2 separate regions of the Homo sapiens genome follow, and region 2 is linked to region 1. Evidence: chromatin contacts called from ENCODE Hi-C or POLR2A ChIA-PET data. All regions are on one chromosome and are shown on one strand. Each heading gives the region's core, a stretch centred on a gene start or an enhancer-like site at or near the end of the contact. The rest is flanking DNA. Distances are from core to core; before and after follow the strand shown. Region 1 has its middle 77 kb from the start of NFIL3. Region 2 has its middle 76 kb from the start of MIR3910-2.

The links. A loop is a pair of places that touch in the nucleus more often than their neighbours do. ChIA-PET counts read pairs that join two places held with the same protein, here RNA polymerase II (POLR2A). Pooled maps may share reads with other maps.
Region 2: a loop to region 1 is called in a pooled map, with 2.2 times the contacts of the local background. The contact joins two enhancer-like sites. A Hi-C loop is called at or near these places in 11 of 37 single-sample maps with no recorded cell type and 4 of 50 pooled maps. POLR2A ChIA-PET finds 5 or more read pairs at or near these places in 3 of 52 experiments (A673, OCI-LY7 and activated T-cell).

Annotation. Positions count from the first base shown.
Region 1 is chr9:91,498,744-91,503,860 of GRCh38, reverse strand. No RefSeq gene overlaps it. Among named protein-coding and RNA genes, the nearest start is that of NFIL3, 77 kb to the right of the region's middle. Within about 2 kb of position 2,945, at least 2 of the 41 ENCODE cell types and tissues checked have a DNase peak (open chromatin) inside an H3K27ac peak, as active enhancers do.
Region 2 is chr9:91,709,527-91,714,643 of GRCh38, reverse strand. No RefSeq gene overlaps it. Among named protein-coding and RNA genes, the nearest start is that of MIR3910-2, 76 kb to the right of the region's middle. RefSeq lists a silencer at 1-17. Within about 2 kb of position 2,468, at least 7 of the 41 ENCODE cell types and tissues checked have a DNase peak (open chromatin) inside an H3K27ac peak, as active enhancers do.

The DNA of each region.
Region 1 (5,117 bases), core at 1,696-4,195:
GTAGGGACCCCCACACCTGCCCACTGTACTTGTTGACTAGTCAGACCCAAAGTGACAAGCCTGAAACTGCGTCTGCAGCATGAGGCATGGACAGCCATGACTCAGCATCCAGAATCAATGAGGAAGCAGTTACTTCATGTCTCCATACGGGACCTGAAAACACTACCCCTGAAACAGTACATGTTATTTTTTAAATGTTAGCATTTTAAATGCAAAACTTTGTAGTGATCATACACATTTCTCACACAATGTGTTGGTCTGAATTCAATCTTTTCTTGATGAGTCGAATGATGTGGTAATTTGACACATTGATGGCCCCCAATAAATGTCACCTGCTGGTATTCACATCCTCGTGTCATTCCTCCCCTTGAATCTGGTCTCTTGTGATTCACCTTAACCAGAAGAACGTGGTGGAAGTGACGCTTTGCCAGGTCCAGGCCTAAACCTTAAGAAGGCTGGAGGCTTCCACTTTTTCGGTTCTGGGGGGAAGCCAGCAGCCATATAAAAAGCCTCATTATTCTGAGACTGCCATGCTGTGAGAAGCCCACCCTAGCCACATGGGGAGGCCACACAGAGGAAAGCTGAAGCCCCCTTGTCAATACCCCTGGCAGAGTCCCTCACCAACTGCCAGCACCAGAAGGCCAGCCTCATGAGGAGGCCATGTGGACATGGATGATGCAGCCACATTTGAGCTGCCCCACTAATGGCACACAGAAAAGAGACAAGCTGTCCCCGCAAGCCCTGCCCAAATTGCGCAATCATGAACAAATCGATGGTTGTTGATGTTGAAGCCACCAAGTCTCAGTGTGGTTTCTTATACAGAAAGATGACTCACCGGGAACATCAGTATTGATCAGTGATGGGATTGTGCCAATCTTCGCAAGCAAGCCGGAGCGCCATATGAGAGTGTAAGGAGGGCTTATGATTTGCATTTTGCACTATTAAAAAGTCAGCTGATATTCCTCCCTGATGTGAAGGCACTCTACTATAAAAAGGGGCTTTGGGTCTTCAAAAGCACTGATAATTAGGTATGGTAGAGGGAACGAAGAAGTATGAGAAGAACGCAGGAGAGTGGATGGCCCCTTGTAAAAACGGGAGAGAGTCATTTGTTGTTGATAAAGCACAGGGGACTGGAGTGAGGAGGAGAACTTTTTTTAAAGACTCATAAAGATGTCAGGGCTCCTAGGAAACAGTAGAGTTGTGGATAAACATGAAACACCTGCACCCTGGCTCTTTTCCACGATAACCTGAAAGAGGAAAGATCAGTTCTCGAACATAGTTTGAGTGATGTACACCTAGGAATAGTGCACCACATGCTTAGGAGCGGGTTTTATTGACATTCTCAATAAACAACTAGGTGTAATTTTGTATACTTAGAAGCTTGAGGGCTTTCTTTACCTTAGTAATTCCCTTTCTCTCTCTTTGGGATACTTTTCATTAGAGCATACTTAGCTGGTTTATTAGCTGAAATAATTATGTGTTGATGAAAAGCACTAACAAATTGCAGATGAGAATAACATTCTCCATGGGCAATCGCATGCTGTATTGGAGGCCTCACTTGGAATTCTTTGGGAATTTCAGCCCTCTATTATGATGGAATCATCATCTATGAAAATTGTTATTCTCTACACCAAATATTCCATCACTGTCAGGATTTAAGAGCTTAATTGTTTAATGAAGCCAATTTTCAGACCTCTCCTTATTTCTCCTTCAATATGAAAATTGGCCCATTAAAAATAAATAAGAGATGAAAATTTGGGTCATGTAGCCAGATGTGTGCTCCATTTAGGTTTGGATAATTTAGTCACTGTGGCCATGGTCTGAATTAGTGCTCCTGAAAGGTGCTGACACCTCTCCAACTATAGGCTCCACATTTGGCATCCGCATAGAGGAGGCATTTGTAGGTGGAACTCTTTCAGCCTTAGTATTTACTCAATACTAAGTAATTGTATTATTGTAAATTGTAAGTGTAAATTATAATTGTAAATTTAAGTGATACTAACAACTTAATTGTAAATGTAAACGATACTAAGTGAATTGAAATTACTTAGTATTGAGTGAACAATACTGGTGAAAACATAGACCTCGCTGATTAACAAAAGATTGTAGTGTGTATCGTGTGCAAACTCTGCATTAGGAGGCTACAGCCCGATTAGTAACTTTCCAACTAGTTCTAATGTATACAGGTTTTATCAATACCTACTCTTGGTTCCTGCCAGTGATATTAGGGTCTACTTTAAATGATAAAAATAATGTAATTTATACCAATCTTACCACATTCCATAGATTAATATATCAAGTGTAGCTGTAAAATCATCAGCTGAATATTCCCCAATTTCTTTCAAAACATCTAAAACTTGCAGGAAAATAGAAATAATAGTACGATGAACACCCATAAACTCTCCCTCCAAATTCACCGATTGTTAATGTTTTGCCACATTACTTTGTTGCTCCTTTTTTCTCTCTATAAATGCAGACACACATTGGGAAATAAGCTGCAGTCATCACTTCCGCTTCAGTGTGCACCTCTCAAGAACAAAGATACTTTCCAATTAACCACAAAATCATTAACAACTCCAAAAATTCAATATTTAATATGATGGTATTAAAATTTCTTCAGTTGTCACCAAAATGATCTTCATTGCTGTTTTCTGTTTTATAAATTCAGGATACAATCAAAGACCTCACATGACAGCTGGCTACCACACTTCTTCAGTCCCCTCACAGTGATTTGCTGATCAAGACCTTAGCTTTTTGAAGTCGACTTGTAGAATCATCCACTCTCTGGATTTGCTTAATTTTTTATCTTGATTAGATTGCAAACAAAAAATAAATCTAAGCCCCCCTCTTCGACTGACCAAACCAACCTCCTCTTGGCCAAGGGAACCCCAGAGAAACTCATGATGAAACAGAAGGTCAGACACGCCTCGTTATACTCCCCGCTGCCCCGCCCCACCCCCGTCTGGGGTTTAGACAAAACAACTGACCAGCATTCACGTTAAAATGGAGATCAGAAGACTGACAGAACAGGCTCTTTGGGGCAATAAGATACCAAATTATAAACAGGACCTAAGGTCATGCCAGTGAAGTCACCCACTCCTACACTTAAAGAGTAAACTATGTTCTAACTGCCACAAGGTTTCTCTTTTTCTTTTTCTCTAGCAGCTAAACAAGGGCTAGACTTGAGATAAGCAATATTAAAACAATTATGACTCATGGGCTCACAGATGCTGACTAACTGAACCCCTGCTGCACCAGCCATGACTACAGTTTTGACTGGACAAGGCAGTGAATCAGTAACCTCCTCCTGATAAGAAAATCACCAACCATAGACTGGCTCTGGTCGGTTCGCAAAGGCTGAAGACTAGTGCCATCGTGTCTCTGCTGCACCTCTGATCACATAGAACCTAACAGTAATACATTTAAATGTTAAGTCTCTATCCCAAGATGAACATGGGTCTATGTTTGGGAATATTCATAGCTTCCCTGTAAACTGTCAAATAGTAGGTTTAGCCAACCCATTCACTATGAGCTCCAAATCCAACTTCTCCTCCTTCAAAGTGCCTGTCTCTGGTCTTTGCTGGAGGCCCACTTCCCAGCCTGCAGGATGGCCACCTTGCAGGCTGTAACCCTTTACAAGAAATAAAGTCTTCTTTCCTAAATTTATATATCTTAAGTTAGCAAGATGAAGTTTAAACAGCTTTGACAAGAAAACTACCTGGCACTGTAGTCTGCTTCCTTTACATCATTAGTGTGTCCCATGATTGGGCAATTCTGACTTCCATTTATTCTTCAAGGTGTATCCTTTTCCTCTTTATACTTAAAAATAACCTGTGGGTGATGCTTTGAGATTGTGTGCCTAACTCTTCAGCCAATGATTTTAGGTGCACTGCTGATTCTTGCCTAAATCAGTCATTACCGTGGTGACTGCAAAATTTTATTGTTAAATTCCTTCATTCCTCCGATATTTATTAAAAAGTATTACTTTATAAAGAAGAGCTGCCTTGCCCCTATTTTAAATGTATTACTAAGGACTTGAAGATTTCTTTGTTTATTTTAGTTAATGTAATATAACCCATTACGCCCTTTTTAAATGTTCAAATTGTCCCAACTATGGCTGGTGGGAGTCCCTTTCAGTGAGCACCTGTGTTCTTCTCACATATCCCTCTGAGATTTTTGCTTTGTTTTAGCATTTTTCTTGCTTTCTGGCACAGCAAAGCATCCCCAGCTTGCCTTGTGTTTGTTTCCTGTGGTTAGGCATTTACATTGCTTCCACCATTAGCTATCTCAAATTATGGCACAGTGAATAACTACACATGAATTGATTTGCAGCTGCCATGTGGTATCTCAAAGAAAAATTCCAAGAAGTAAGTTTGCAAGATTGAAAGATAAATGTCTATGTGATTTTGCTAGAAATTGCCAAATGCCCCTCCCAAAGAGTTGTAGCATTTTGCACTCTTATTAGCCAAAGTGCCAGCTTGATTTTTTTTATATTCACACTTCAGAGTAAGTTCCTCTCAGAGAAGTCACTATTTTTTGAAACTCTATTTTTACAATTACTTTATGTCCCTTCATTACAATCTTAAATTATTTCACTTAGCAATTTTTGTCATATATGATAATATTCGAGAATTTTTATCCCAACTTTTATTTAATTTACTGTAAAAATAATACATGCTCAGTTATTTGATTTTTTTAGAAAACCTCACAAGTCAGAGCAAATATAATTGTACTTTGTAGAGCATTTGCAAACCAAATTAAATTATTTTGGTTTTGTTACTACAGTTCTTCAGATTGGTCACAAAATGATATAAATTTTATATAATTTATGCATTGGCTTTTGAGCCCATATCCAAAGAGAGAGACTCTAAAACTATTTTGAGCAATTTCAGCATCATTTGAATAAGTTTATGGCCTCCCACAGTAAAACTTTAAAAGATAACATGCTTTCAAGTACATAAATATCATTGTATAATTATTTTCCTTAAGAAATAATATTTCAGAATCATTACATTATTTGTTTGCCCCTGACAAGTATAATTATACAAGTCTAGCATAAGAACAAATAAGATCAAATATTCTATTTAAAAGAAACAAATTTAGTTGCACACTAACTA
Region 2 (5,117 bases), core at 1,219-3,718, 210 kb before region 1:
CCAGACCTCCCCGCAGGCGCCTCCCCGCCCACCCCTGGCTCCTCGCCCTACCCAGTTGGGTCCGGCGAGAGGGAGGGGTCCGGCGAGAGGGAGGGGTCCGGCGAGAGGGAGGGGTCCGGCGAGAGGGAGGGGTCCGGCGAGAGGGAGGGAGGTCTCTCTATCGACCTACAGTTCTCATTCTGTTTTGCCAAGTGTACGCCAAGAAGGACATGGCGCCGCGTAAAAGCAGGAACGACGTCTCCTGGGCTGAACAGGAGCACAAACTGTTCTGAAAGGGTTTTTTTTTTTTTTTTTTTCGGAGTAAATGTTGATTCGCTGCTGTTCTTGCTTGGGAGCTGGTGCCTGTCTGCTGTGCTCGCGGGCTCTGAATTTTTAATTTTAAAATTAAAAATATTTAAATTTTAATTTAACTTTAAAATTGAAGTTTAATTTTTTAAAAAATATTTTTTAATTTCAAAAATTTAATTTTTTTATAATTTCAGGTAAATTTTCTTCAAGTTTTAATAACGCAGTAAGAGTAAACTTCTAGTTACCTAAAATAGTTTTCAATGTGAACTTCATTCGCTTAACATAAATGTTACGTTTCTCTCCTACAAAATACAATTGACCATGTTCACAAGGGTTCTCTTTCTTTTTTCCCTAAAAGTAATTTTAGTTCACAGCCAGAAAAAGGTCCTTCAGTTTAAGAAGGGGGGGGGGGGGTAGCATAAATACCAGTCCCTGGACAAATGTGTGTGTCGAGGTACGTGAAAGCCACAGATGGAGAAAGTCAGTCCCCACCTGCGAAGGTGGCATCGTGGGAGGTGAGGTCCCTAAGGCAGGGTTTCTCCCTCTTGTGTTCACTGCTGGTCCCCAGCACAGAGAGGCGCTCCATAAATAATTGTTCCCACACACAGATACACACTCATATACACATATACTATACACACACCACGTTCCATACACACTACACATATTCATATATAAGAGCTGCTCTCTGCTGGCACGGAGGTCCATGGACGGGGTGGGAGGAGACTCACGTGTTGTGGGGGCTCCCTCTCTAAGGCAAGTGGTCCCATAAAAGCGAGCAACGCTTTTCTTTTTTAATTTCAGGTAAATTTTCTTCGAGTTTTAGTTATTATGCAGTAAGAGTAAACTTCTAGTTACCTAAAATAGTTTTCAATGTGAACTTCATTAGTTTAACATAACTGTTACATTTCTTTCCTACAAGATACAATTGACCATGTTTACAAGGGAAAGTGATCTGGTAAAAGCTGGCTTTATTATGTGGGTTCTATAAATATGCAAACTCATTGCACATGTAGTGTTCCCTTTTAACAAATTGTATTAACTTGATTATCCCTTCGGGATTTTTTTTTTTTTTTTTTGCTGAAATAACCTAGTCTATATAAAAACCCAATCTCTTCCTTGTATGTGCAAGAAAACTAAAGTGCTTATTAGGAAAGCTGCGTGTTTAATATACTGTGGCCAACACGATTATTTGGAACAGCATTTTTTGGTTAAATTGTGGGTGAAATGCTCTATCCCAAATGCAGACATGCGGTATTAGAGACTAGACCACAGAAATCCCGATGGTCAAACTGATCCGATGTGAGATTATTAGATTAACCTGGACCACAGATGGAGATCTCAGTCTGCTGGAGGCCTGGTGCTATTCTGGGCACAGGGATGGGGCAGAGAACCAAACAGACACATGAAGGGAAGGGAAGTACATTCTACAGGGTTGGGAAGCTCAGTTCCCTGAGGAAAACGCAGCTGGTGAGGGGGATTCCTTGGCCTGAGTGGGTAGTTTAAAGAGTCTGGTCGGAAAGCCTTTCCACTAGTCATCAACTGTGCCTCTAAAAATCACTGTAACTAAGAATCATCTAAAAAGGTGTCTGCACCTGAACCCGGTGATGGCTTCTTCATCCTCTTTAACTGCAAACAAAAATGTGCAGGCTACAGCAGCACAGGCAGCTTATTTGCCAAGAGAGTGTAACATAAAACTGAGAAAGTCACTCTCATTATTTAAAAAAAAAATGCATCTCTGAAAACTGTAACTTCCCAGTTAGTGAAGTTAGGATCTCAGGATCATAGAAAGCGGGAAAAATGACTGGTGGTGAGTCATTTGGATTTGTATGGGAGACAAGAAGCCACTCTTAATCCACATGATTAGCCACACCGGAACCCTTAATTGTCCTTCAAGCAGAAATGAAGGAACTGGGAGAAATGCCACTAGAAAATGAATTCTAATTAATTCATTCATCCAGATCCTTCTCTCTTTTCCCTAAAAATAATTCTAGTCACAGCCAGAAAAAAGGGCAGGAAAGCAGTTTAAAGTGGGGGGTGTAAATACCAATCGGTGGAGAAACCTGCGTGTTGAGGCATTCTCAGAGTGAAAGCCACAAATGGAGGAAGTTGGTCCCCAACTGCGAATGGCATCATGGGAGGTGACGTCCCCAGAGCAGGGTTTCCCCCTCTCTTGTGTTCACTGCTGGTGAAGAGCGTAGGTGCTCCATAAATAATTGTCCCCACACACATACACAGATACTCATACACATACACCACACACACAATTTCACACACACCACACATACCACACACACACCCATACACATACACCACACACACACCCCACACACATTCCACACATACCCATACACATACACACCACACACATTCCACACAGACACCACACATACCACACACACACCCATACACATACACCACACACACAACCCACACATATTCCACACATACCCATACACATACACACCACACATACACATACACCACACACACCCACACCCACACACACGTTCCACACACACCACACACACTCATACACACACACCACACATACACCACACACACCACACACTCATACACACTGCACACACCCACACCCCCACACACATTCCACACACACCACACACACTTACACACCACACACACCTTCAGCACCATACAGACTCATACACACATACACCACACACAGACACGTATTCTGCAAACACCACACACATTCACACACACACCATATACACATTCACATGCACACTTATACACACACACCACACACACCACACACATCTTGCACACACCACACACATACACACCACATCAACCCACACCACACACACACTACACACACACACCTCATATACCAGAGACACATACATAACATATACACACCACACATTTCACACATACCATACACACCGCTCACATATCACACACGCCACATACACATCACAGATAACACACACACCTTGCACACCTCGCACACAAATTACACACACACACCACACATACAGCACACACATGTGCACACACACAAACACTCCAGAAACACCACACATCACATACACAACTCACACACCATCCACACATACACCACACACCTCACACAACCTCACACATACCACAAACACCACACACACACCTCACATACCACACACATACACCACACACATCACACACCACACACCGCAAACATGCACCACACACACACCTCACATACTACACACATCACACACACCATACACATACACTCCACACACATATCACATACATACACTCCACAAACACCAAACACACACCTCACACACACACACCACACACAAACACATACACACCATACACACCTCACACAAAAACACACATCACACAAACATACATATATACATACATTCCACACACAAACCAAACACATCATATACACAAATGCACATACACAGCACATATACCACACACACACAAACCACACAACACACACACACCAGACAAACCCTACACACACCACCCACACATCACACACCACACACCACACACACACAGACACACGCACACAAGTTTCTCTTCTACCCCAAGGAGTGCAATTATTTGTTCACTGGTTTTCTTTCTAAAAATCCTCATTGTGAATTTCTGGTAAATAAAATTCTCCACCTCTAAATTTTTTAGCATTTAGGCTGTTTCTAAACTGTTGCTCTTCTAATGTCATAGTGAACATTCTTGTGCACCAAACATTAACCTGCCACCTTACCTGACTTAGCCGAGTGTGGGCTCGATGGTTGCAGTTACCATCTTTGTGTGTTCTTGCGGTGCCAGCGTGATCCTATCTGCTTTTCTTGTTCTCTGCGTCTTACCTTTATTTACCTTTGTTTTGATTTGTTTTTTGATACTGTTTTGCTTTTCTCGAACTCAAGTTGATTTTCTTCTCACAATCTATGTCCACAGATGGAAGTCAGGGGAACAAAGTTTCGTGTTTCACCGGAAGCCCCTCCTTTCTCCCCCTAACTTGGCTTCAAGTGCAGCCAAGTAATAAAGCCCTCACACAAGGCTTTGTGGTCACAGGTCTTGGTGACCGTGCGCATGAATTCACATGTGCAGAAGAAAAGTAAAACACTTTTCCTGCACTTCCCTCCTACCATGAAGTTAAATTATTGAACTTTTGAAGGCGACTTCTCTTACACCAAGTAAAAATGTCTGCATTAGTTTTCATTTGGATTAAAAAGTAGGACACCAATACTGATACGGGATGAAATGGGGTGCATGTTGGGTGCTGGTGCTCTGTCAGAAGTTAATCCTTCCGTGAGTTCCACTGCCAAATGCCAGGTGACCATCTGCCAAAGCCAGACACTAGAGTGGTGAGGACACGTTTCAATCAGAATCAGTAACTTTTTTTTTTTTTTTTTTCGAGACAGAGTCTTACTCTGTCGCCCAGGCCAGGCTGGAATGCAGTGACACAATCTTGGCTCACTGCAACCTCCGCCTCCTAGGTTCAAGGGATTCTCCAGCCTCAGCCTCCCAAGTAGCTGGGATTACAGGTGTACGCCACCACACCCAGCTAATTTTTGAATTTTTAGTAGAGACGGGGTTTCACCATGTTGGCCAGGCTGGTCTCAAACACCTGACCTCAGGTGATCCACCTGCCTCGGCCTCCCAGAGTGCTGGGATTACAGGCATGAGCCACCGCACCCGGCCTCAATTAGTAACTATTGGTAATAGGAGAAAATCCAGCATGAACGCATCAATCTGAACAGAAGTGACCAGGCATTTTAAAGGGAGGATGAGGGACTAGGGAGTGGGTGAGTAGGGGCTCAGTGGAGCCAGGGAAGTAAAAAATTACAGAGAGC